Regions from separate parts of the Homo sapiens genome. Here region 1 is linked to region 2. The links are chromatin contacts, found by Hi-C or POLR2A ChIA-PET in ENCODE. All regions are on one chromosome and are shown on one strand. Each heading gives the region's core, a stretch centred on a gene start or an enhancer-like site at or near the end of the contact. The rest is flanking DNA. Distances are from core to core; before and after follow the strand shown.

Region 1 (4,837 bases), core at 2,231-4,730, 530 kb after region 2:
GAAGGCACTGAAGAGACTGTAATTAATTACACCTGTATGAGGGAACCCAATGGTGATATGTGAGTTTGGCTTTGGAAAAATGAGCTGGGATTTTTTTCCACGCCAGGGATGAAAAGCATGGCTTAGAAGTACCAAAAAAGCCCAGGGTATGTGACTGCAGGAGCGGGGCAGGAAGTGACCATGAATGACACTGCAAATGTAGTTTCAGGCCAGATGGTGAAGAGTCTTGAAAGAGTTGCTGTGGAACTTGGGCTTTATCCTGTGAAAAATGGGGAGCCACGGAAGGTCTTTAAGCAGTGATCCAGTGTGAGAAAGGCAGCCCTGCTGCAGTGTGGAGGAGGCCTGCTTGGGAGGCTCACCCTTTGGTGGCACCTCTTTGAGTGGGATCATTGCTATTAGGTTGATGCAAAAGCAATTGCAGTTTTTGCCATTACTTCTAATTGCTTTTGTTTTTGCACCAACCTAATACTTGCCTGTCTCAGTATTCAAGGTCACAAGGCTAGACCAGTGCCAGAGAGAACACCTCCACTCCTTCTTGTAGAACTCCAGCACGCTTGCCCTGACCACACACCTTTGTCCCCTTGTGTTTCCTTTCTCTGTATCGAAACTACAGCACTGAAGGGGCATCTGTAAAAATTACCTCATGAAAAATCTTTCCACGTAGACCTGGTGAGTCATTGTTTATCCAACCTGTGCACTGAATCAAAACATGCTTCCCCTCACAGCTCATCATCAACCTTTTGTGGCCTTTTCAAACTGTCTTCCTTAGTTTTTCTTCTCCTTGGCTCTCTCAGGAGGAAGGGTAGCAGAGTGTCATGCAGCCTGATGTATCAGATGATAAGATTTAACAGGGCTCATCTATTAATACTTCAGCAGGTGCTTCATGGGCAGCCCAGAAAAGCCATGACTGACTGGGTTGGGGGCTGTGGGTTGGGGAACCTTCATTAGCAATTCTCTTGGTTCATTTTAAAAGGTCAGACCCATGAGTGTGACGTTATTACATACCCTAGCCCAAGACCATTAAAACTGGGAAGGCCTTCAGAGAAGGACATATCCATCTTCTCACCTAGCATTGAGCAAACGTGACTAGATGCAGAATCAGTGGACATGCTAGATTTCCTAGGAAGTTGCCGTGTAAGAGGGGGGCATAGCTTAGGGATGTGTCTTGAAGTTGTGTTTAGGTAGCAAGCAACTATTTTTATGAAGTTTATTTGGTATTGTGGGGTGCTGGGTATGACTGGAGTTCATGGGATGGGGCTGAACCCCTCACCCCACCCTGTCCCCACTTGAGCCTTCCCACAGCTCTGTCTGTGGCATCTGGAAGCACAGCTGAATAAATGCAAATGGCTGTCCCCCTAGGTGGGCTGCACCCATGCTAGGAGGGCAGTGAGGCTGTGGATCTCTTGGGGGTAAAAGTGGAGTTTCCCCTTCTTTTCCTTATCCCCCTCATAGGAGGAGAGGGAGAGCTATACATCAAACCTTTGACTCTGGTATTTGGGGAATATTTTAAAGAACAAGTCCAATCCCAGGTATGGAGGAAAGGCTCCTGGACTGGGCGTCATTCCAGATGGCTTTGGGTCTCAGTTTAGTAGTTTGGGGATCATGGACAAGTTCCTTTAACTCTTCAAGCCTCATTTGTAAAGATAAATCACAATTCCTGCCCTCTCAGGATTATGCTGAGGACCAAAGCAATTGGAAAATGCCTGTAAATTTAAAAGGAGGACACAAATGTAAGGTATTGGGAGACTTCTTTATTATTATAGGCATCATCATTATTATAGATGATCTCAACTCCTGGCCAGCCTCAATCATCCCAAAGGCATGGGGGAACTGAAACTCTTGCCTGGTCTAACTTTAAGCTTACCTGAGGTCATTTAAAGACTCAAGAACAATACAGAGCCCACCTCCCCAGATGCTGTCATTACAAAGATTAAAAGGAGGTGAAATTGCTTCTCCTTCACCTGCCCTGCCATTTTCCTCTTGCAAGGCTGAATTTTTGTGAAAAAAAATTTTTCCCTTTCAAGGTTACTTTGCATGTTCATTTAACCTTGCTGTGGGGAGTAAGAAAGTTTGGACACAGAAATAAATTTGTTCCCAAGTCTATAGCATCCTGAGTGCAGCCCCAGTTATCCTTCCCCGAGCCCTTTGCATTTTAATATTAAATCTAGGACCCAATGAAGTGAATAAATAATGGTTGAATTTCTCATGATAGGAATCAGTTAAGAACTCAAATAGGAGAACAGAGGCAAGGTGTTTTCAAATCATACCACGCTGTGATCCACCTTTTGTATTCAGTAAAACTAACCCTATTTGGGAATGTAGTATCAAAAAATCAGTAAGAGAAAAAATATGAAAAGCTAGCGTAGTTAGACTGGGCATGAGCCTAAAGAGGAACATAAAACTCTGAGTTAGTAAAAATGTGGAAAACTAGTGAAAGCTCTGTCTGTACCGTATCCCAGGTATTAATCTGAGTGGGTCACCTCTTGGAGGGGAAGGCAGTCAGAATTTCTCCACTGGGTATGGCAGGAGACTCATGCCCCACATAACAGACTTTAGCAAATGACTGTTGAATGGCAAAGCTATACTTTTCATTTCAGATTTTCAGGCAGTCTCTGTAAGTGTTTTGCCGTCAGGAAGGGAAATAATTCAACCAGGGTCTATGGTTGAAACTGAGCTTAATTTGCTGTTGCTGATATTTCTTTTTATTCTTAGTAAAATAATTCACTTTTACTTCCACTCCACCCACTCTCTCAACTCCAGTTCAACAATCTCATTCTAGAGTTCCCCCTACTCTTTATGTTAGTCAATATCCAGGCCAAATCATTGTCCTCTTCTCTCTCTTCCCCTTCCTCTTCCCCTCTCCTTTTCCACCTCTCTCCCAGACAAAGTCACCATGGCATGTTACAAAGAGCATTGGCCTTGCCACTTAAATATGGGATACTGAGTCAGGAGTAACCATTCCTAAAATGGGAATAAGGCCGTAGCTCTCAAAGGTGACATTGGGTTAAGTGGGACGTGCACACTTAATCCATGGTAGTATTCTATACCCTTCAATGCTGGGTTCTGGGGCTACAAGCAGAGTAAAATCCGATTCCTGTGTTGAGGACTAGGTCAGCAGTGGCAGAGGTGGAATGGGCCTTAAAACAAACAAACAAAGCCCCCTGCAAATCTAAAAGCATCAACCACATCTAATTTATTGTCACATTGAGTGAAACATGGAGCACTTTTAAGCCAAATAAGGTAGTGATAGAAAAGTAAAGAAGAAAACAGCCAGTAAAAATTTTATGAGACCAACCTGAAAGGACCAGCTTGGCCACCTGCTGTTTATAGTGCGGTTTCCTTATGGCTGTCTTTCTCTACAGGTGGACTATCATCTCCGAACACTCCTAAGAAATGGAAGATAGTCTCTTAAGAGGACAGCCCAGAGGTAGTTTGAGGAAACGTCTGACAGCAGGAAAAACAACTTCAGCAGATGCCCCTTTGGCCAAAGCATGCTGTTAAAACTGACTCTACTGACACCTGGTGGAGAGTAGGGTAACTTCTCCCTGCTAAAGAGGGTGTGTGTGTATGTGTGTGTGTGTGTGGGGGGGGGGGGGGTGTGTGGGGTGTGTGTGTGATGAACGGATTGGAAACACATTCATCATGTCAGGGAAATTAATTCCTAAGGAATGAGGGTACCATGCAGAACCACCAGATGCCAGAATATATAATTGTGGTTAGGTGACTCACTGAGACACATGCATGAAAAACAACAAACAAGAATGTGAAAATAAAACATTAAGACTGCAGCAAATGATTTATTATTGATTTTTAAAAAGAGTTTGATAATGAGTAAGACAATAACAAACAATCCACTCCCTTCTGCAACCCTGGATGGTGTCATAAGAAAAGACTCTAGTACTTGACCCCTTGATAGTATCATCTGAAATTTAAAAGAAAATTCAATCTTGTCCCAGGGAGACAGTGTCTCTCAGTCTGAGCCAGTGCTCTGCTGCCTCTGGAATCTGCAGTGAGCTCCTTCAGATTTTTAACCCTGGGATAAAAAGAATAATCTTCCTAAATGGAGTGTTATGAAGACTGCTGTGCTCCTGAAATTCCCTTGAAGATGAAAATAAAATTATCCTAATAAATATAACTGTTTACTACTTCTTCAGTGTCAAATGGGGGGCAGGGGACATGGGGCTACATTGCAAAGCTCTTGCAGAAATTGACTTCGGAAACTTTGTCTCCATTCTCACGCATTAGGTTCTTTTTTTTTTTTTTTGAGACAGAGTCTTGCTCTGTCACCCAGGCTGGAGTGCAGTGGCATGATCTCAGCTCACAGCAATCTCTTTCTCCTGGGTTCAAGCAATTCTCCTATCTCTGCCTCCTGAGTAGTTGGAATTACAGGCACAAGCCACCATGCCTGGCTAAGTTTTGTATTTTAAGTAGACCCAGGGTTTCACCATGTTGGCCAGTCTGGTCTTGAACTCTTGGCCTCAAGTGATCTGCCCACCTCGGCATCTGAAAGTGCTGGGATTACAGGCGTGAGCCACTGCATTCAGTCGCACATTAGGTTCTTGTTTAATTCTGCTTGGTAAAGGTTCTGTTGGCTCTTTATCAGAAATTCCAGTGGCTTTCTGTGAGGTGTCAGGTGCATGGTATAGCACACACAGCCTGAATTTGTCTTTCAACAGTGTGTATCAAAGGTGATTTTCAGGAATGCACCAGAGCAATTAGAGCAATCATTAGTTCCAATTTGCAAGAATTAATCCATCATATTTGGGACACTAAATGAGAATTTACATCATCATTATTATTATTTGATGGAGTCTTGCTATGTTGCCCAGGCTGGTCT
Region 2 (4,884 bases), core at 1,598-4,097:
CAGTTCAGTCACCTCCTCTTTACCCAGCTATCAACCAAACCCTGCCCCCTCCTCCCACCTCCAGCTGCTCGGTAGCACCTCACTCAGTGTTACTTCCTTCATTGAGCTTATCACTGTTTGAAGTTATTGCATTTATTTATGTACTTATTAACTGTTGTCTCCCCAGCAGGTGACCAATTTGTCCCAATTTGCCCAAAACTTTTCCAGTTTTAACTCCCATGTGCTGAGACTCCCTTCAGTTCCAGGCAAACCAGGGCAGTTCTGGTCACCCTACTCGAGTGTAAGTTCTCTGAGGTCAGAGATTTGCCTTATTCACCTCTGTCTCTGGTCCCTAAACAGTACCTAGCACATAGTAACACCTCGGTACGTATTTGTGGAATAAATAAGCGAATAACTAAGCAGCTGGATGAAAATGGAGACATAACTGAGGAGTCTCGCCGTAAAACTACAGTCGTCCCATTTGTTATAAGAAAGACCTAGTAGTTCTGCTTTCATCATTTGCAACACATCACAATGCCGAATGAATCCCGTCAATGCTTTAACTCCTAAGACTGGCCGCCTGCTTCCTGCCCTACTCACTGATGTTTATATTCCTGTCTCCATAGTTACTGAGATGCCTCAGAAGCCAGCAGCTGGGTTGCATCCCAAGCTGAATACGCACAAGTGTCTGGAGACCTGGGGTGATCAAGGCCAGGTGGAAGTTTTGGAGGCTGACACTGCTGCACATGTCATTTCCTCGTGGACCTAATGCCCAGAGCCAGCTTGTCACAGAATCAAACTTAGCTTGTCGGAACTCTGAGCTCTTCTTCAGCCTGCAGGCTGTAGACACGGAAAGAACTGACAAGGAATTATTCTAAACAAGAGCAAGAAAGGTTGGAAGGAACTGCCATATAGAGAAGAAAACAGAGACTACCAGGTATTTCAAAATAAGTGGGGGAAGAAAGGGCAAAACTAGATTTCTCTTTCCCTATGATGATAAAGAAGTGCTATAGCATCTGGCTTTCTTGTTAAGGGAAATACACACATAGAGGTGCAAAGGAAGTCTGGGATTCATCCTATACCTAAGGAAACTATGTGTTAGGATGATCTGGTGAACATATTATGGGCAAGTATCTCTCTTGTGTGATAGTGAGAGTTGTGTTTAATTTTCTCCATTTATTAAGTGGGGATGGCAATTTCTACCCTGACTTACTCATGAAGATGTAACACTATTATATGGTAATCAGCTTGATCCTATGGGTTGAATGAAGAAAACTGCTCCCTCTCAGGGGATGTGTTAAATGGGTCGGGTCATTGCAGTTGAATGAATAAATCAATTTCAGTTGACAGGTTGGTTTCCCACTGCTCCAGAAGTTTTTGCAACAGGGGGCATTTACTTTCTCTTTATCCACAGAGAAGCTGGAGCTCAGAGCTATTTGAGGTCTTCTAAAGAAATAGCCTAAGAAATTATTATTATAACTTAACATTGATATGCATTAGATTAATCCTTTAAGCCACCAGGGTAAAATATTTTAGAATCTGGCCTTGTAAAGGAGAGGGGAAGATGCAAGCATTGAACTGTGCACTATAGGAGGAAGATCCCTCAGCATCTTGGGACTTTGTTAGGAACACAAAGTCTGATTTCTCCTCCAAGGAAGTGGAGGCTCAGCTTCTCGTCTCACACTAAAACCTGACTTCTCTCTCCCTACAAGCCCTATTCTTTGGGGTGATTCTCACTCTACAACTTTGCTTGTCCTGGTGCCTACATTTTCCTGGCCTCCCAGGGGCCATCACTGAAGCCCTGTATGGTCCAGCTCAAACGTTGCCTCCTCCATGAGACATCCCCAGGCCTCTGCTGCCAAGCAGCATCTCTCCAAATCCCTCCTCCAACTGCCGCTACTTCCATGCTAGTCCTTTATCGGTCTCTTCTCACATAATAGCGATTTGTAGATCTCCTTTCCTTCTAAACAGCAAGCTTCCTGAAGCTAGATCCAGTGCATTATTAATTATTGTATTCCCCTGGAGCCTCACTCGGTAAGATGAGCATGGTATGGGGCTCAATAATTATTCACTCAGTTGAATCCAAGTGGAAGAGTCTATGAAATCTACAAGCAACATCTGAGTGAGAGCCTGGGTCAGGAGAAAACAGAGTACTGTCAGGGGCAGAATTAGTCAACCTTGGTCCTCAGATGAGCGAGCTGTGGTTTATGCCAAAGCTGATCTGCACCAATGACCACATTGTGCCTGTTTGGTTTTCATGGTGTCATTTATCTAGAGGTGCAGAATTTTAGCTGGCCATCGTCCCTTTTGGGAACCTAACATTGTACCAAGGCCATCATAGGAGTCTCGCTTGGTATCCGAGTCCCGGGAAGTGTCCACGAGCAGAGTCTACATAGGTTCTATTTGAATGTCAGGGGGAATGAAACCAGAAATGAAAGCAAATTAATAGCCATAGAGATTTGTTTGATCACAAGAAATTACACGGAGGAAAAGTCTCCTATCTCCATGGAAAAATTTACACCCTTCTCCAGCCAGCTGTGTGAGTCGAGGAGAGATGGGGAAATTTGTAATCATTTGCAAGTTTGCCCAGAGGATGAGTTATGTCATTTTTCCTGCAACAATCTGTGCTGCTGGCTGACAGCGTGGAATTTCCTCCTGGATTGTGTTGGCGACTACTCATGAAAATGGCCAATTAGGCTGTGCAAAGCCAGAAACAGTGGCTTGCCGGAAACTGTTAAAGAGAGGGATGAGGCAGAGGATAAACTGAGTTCCCACATCGTGGCTGTTTGAGCATTCTGACCTCTTGCAGTGTTTGGTTTACTCAGGTTTCATCCAGCCTCTTGGTTTCACTGGCCACTGGCGAGCAGGACTGACCTCTTGACAAACAGTTCTTAGTCGCTTCCAGAGCCCAGGGCTGCAGCCCTTCTCTCCCCAACCCCCACAGAACATTTCCCTTGCAGGCACCTGGGAGACAGATGGCGCAATAGCCTGGGGAAACACTTCTTGGATCCAAGCTAAAGGGATGTAGGTTTCAGATTGTTTAGAAGGATGCTCTCTATAGAGCCACAGGCTGCTGAAAGCAGGCAAGTCAGAGCCTCCCTGATGGATCCCTGATTTTAGTGTGGTTGAATAATAAAGCTGAAAGGAACTTCTCCCAGTCACCGGCCCATTCTTATGTTTCAGGCAGGTTTTCTCTGACTCAGTCCCTCTATAAGAAGCTACCTGAGAGACCTAAATTAAGCCTGCCCTATAAATACATTTACTGCCTAGTGCAGAGCAGAGAAAATGACTTGTTTTAATATCTCATCTTTTCTAGCCCAGGCCCACTTTTATGCACAGGTGCTTTCTGTGTAGTTTGACTCTTACAAATCTGTCAGAATGAGGTTGCCAGATAAAAAACAGTATGCCCAGTGAAATGTGTCATGCAAAGAAACAATAATTTTTGAAGTACTTCCCAAAGATTACATGAGACATACTTATGCTAAGAAATCAGTTGATGTTTATCTAAAATGTAAATTGATCTGGGTTCTGTATTTTTATTTACTAAATCTAGCAATTCCAGCCAGGCAGATGCTGGACCTTTTTATTACTCCCCATCATCAGTCATCTGTTAATTTATCTTGATGGCAGGAGTTTCTATGACATGGTATATCAGCTATTTCCACAAAAATGCTGTGTAACCAACCACCCCAAAATTCACTGCCTTAAAACAATAATTACTTATTCTTGGGGATTTGTGGGTTGGCTGGAAGTCGGCTGGTAATATGGGCTGGTTGGGCTTGGGCATATCTGCTCTATGTGTCTCCCTTCCTCTTCCGAGACCTGTAGTGCAGCAGAGGCAGACCCAATGCACAAGCACTTTTCAAACCTTTGGCGACATCACACAAGCGAACATTCCATTAGCCCAACCAAGTCACAGGGTCAAATGCAAAATCAGGACACAAAACTGTAAAGGGTGGGATACAAGGAGAGGTAGAGAATGGAACCAAATAATCTCTCACACTGGGAAAAGACCACTGTGGAAAGCCAGGCAAGCCTAGGGTCTCACCGCACTTTGCCATCAACCAGATATGAGACCTTTGAAAAGTCACATCATCTCTCTGAACCACTGTTTCCTTATCCAGAAAATAGGGCTGTAGTGAGGTTTACAGTTTACAGATTTACTTATAATTGAGCTCCTCTTCAAAGGGCTGAGACCTCTCCTTCCTCTACCTTCCCCAAGCCACCACATGCACTGCAGCACTAAGGGCATACAGAAGTTCTGGGGTCTGCTGGGCCCTTCAAACACTGTTTGGCTACACAACCAACCTTCAAAAAATGGAGTGTCTGTGGCCATGGTCTCTAGCAGCCAAGGAGGATTTCCAAATGGTGAAGATCACCTCTGACTTCTGACTAAATGTGGCAGATTGAACATACACATTAACTCTGCCCTCTCCCCACACCCTACTAAAATGACAGCAAATTTAAATCCATGAGGACAAATGACAACAAATTTCAACCCATGAGGAAATTTAAACCCATGAGGACAAAGAGAATGAGAAGAGTTGGCAGCAGATGAGCAATGTTAATAAAATTGTGGAAAGGCAAAAGAACATGGAAAAATGATAGCTGACTTAGCAGAACTGAGAAACTGAAACATACTTCCTATGAATCGAGGACAGATTTGCTCAGCAGAACTAGAAAATCTCAGAATTTGGAGGACCAAATACTTCTAAATGCTAGTGTAGTGTGAGGGCTAAAACCAGGATTGATTGAAAGTTTAATTGATATGAAATTAGACATCCAGATTCCCTCTTCCATATTTTTGACTATTATGAATAAATCTATAAACATCTATGGGCAGATTTTTGTGTGGGTGTGGTTTCAACTCCTTTGGGTAAATACCAAGGCACACAATTGGTAGAT

The links. Hi-C counts contacts between places; a loop is a spot of excess contacts on that map. ChIA-PET counts read pairs that join two places held with the same protein, here RNA polymerase II (POLR2A). Pooled maps may share reads with other maps.
Region 1: a pooled map shows a loop between it and region 2 (2.2-fold over the local background). The contact joins two enhancer-like sites. A Hi-C loop is called at or near these places in 1 of 50 pooled maps. POLR2A ChIA-PET finds 5 or more read pairs at or near these places in 2 of 52 experiments (HCT116 and PC-9).

Annotation. Positions count from the first base shown.
Region 1 is chr3:24,234,696-24,239,532 of GRCh38, forward strand. All of the region lies in intron 3 of THRB (thyroid hormone receptor beta), which reads right to left. Among named protein-coding and RNA genes, the nearest start is that of THRB-AS2, 86 kb to the left of the region's middle. Within about 2 kb of position 3,481, at least 5 of the 41 ENCODE cell types and tissues checked have a DNase peak (open chromatin) inside an H3K27ac peak, as active enhancers do.
Region 2 is chr3:23,710,137-23,715,020 of GRCh38, forward strand. No RefSeq gene overlaps it. Among named protein-coding and RNA genes, the nearest start is that of UBE2E1, 93 kb to the right of the region's middle. Within about 2 kb of position 2,848, at least 7 of the 41 ENCODE cell types and tissues checked have a DNase peak (open chromatin) inside an H3K27ac peak, as active enhancers do.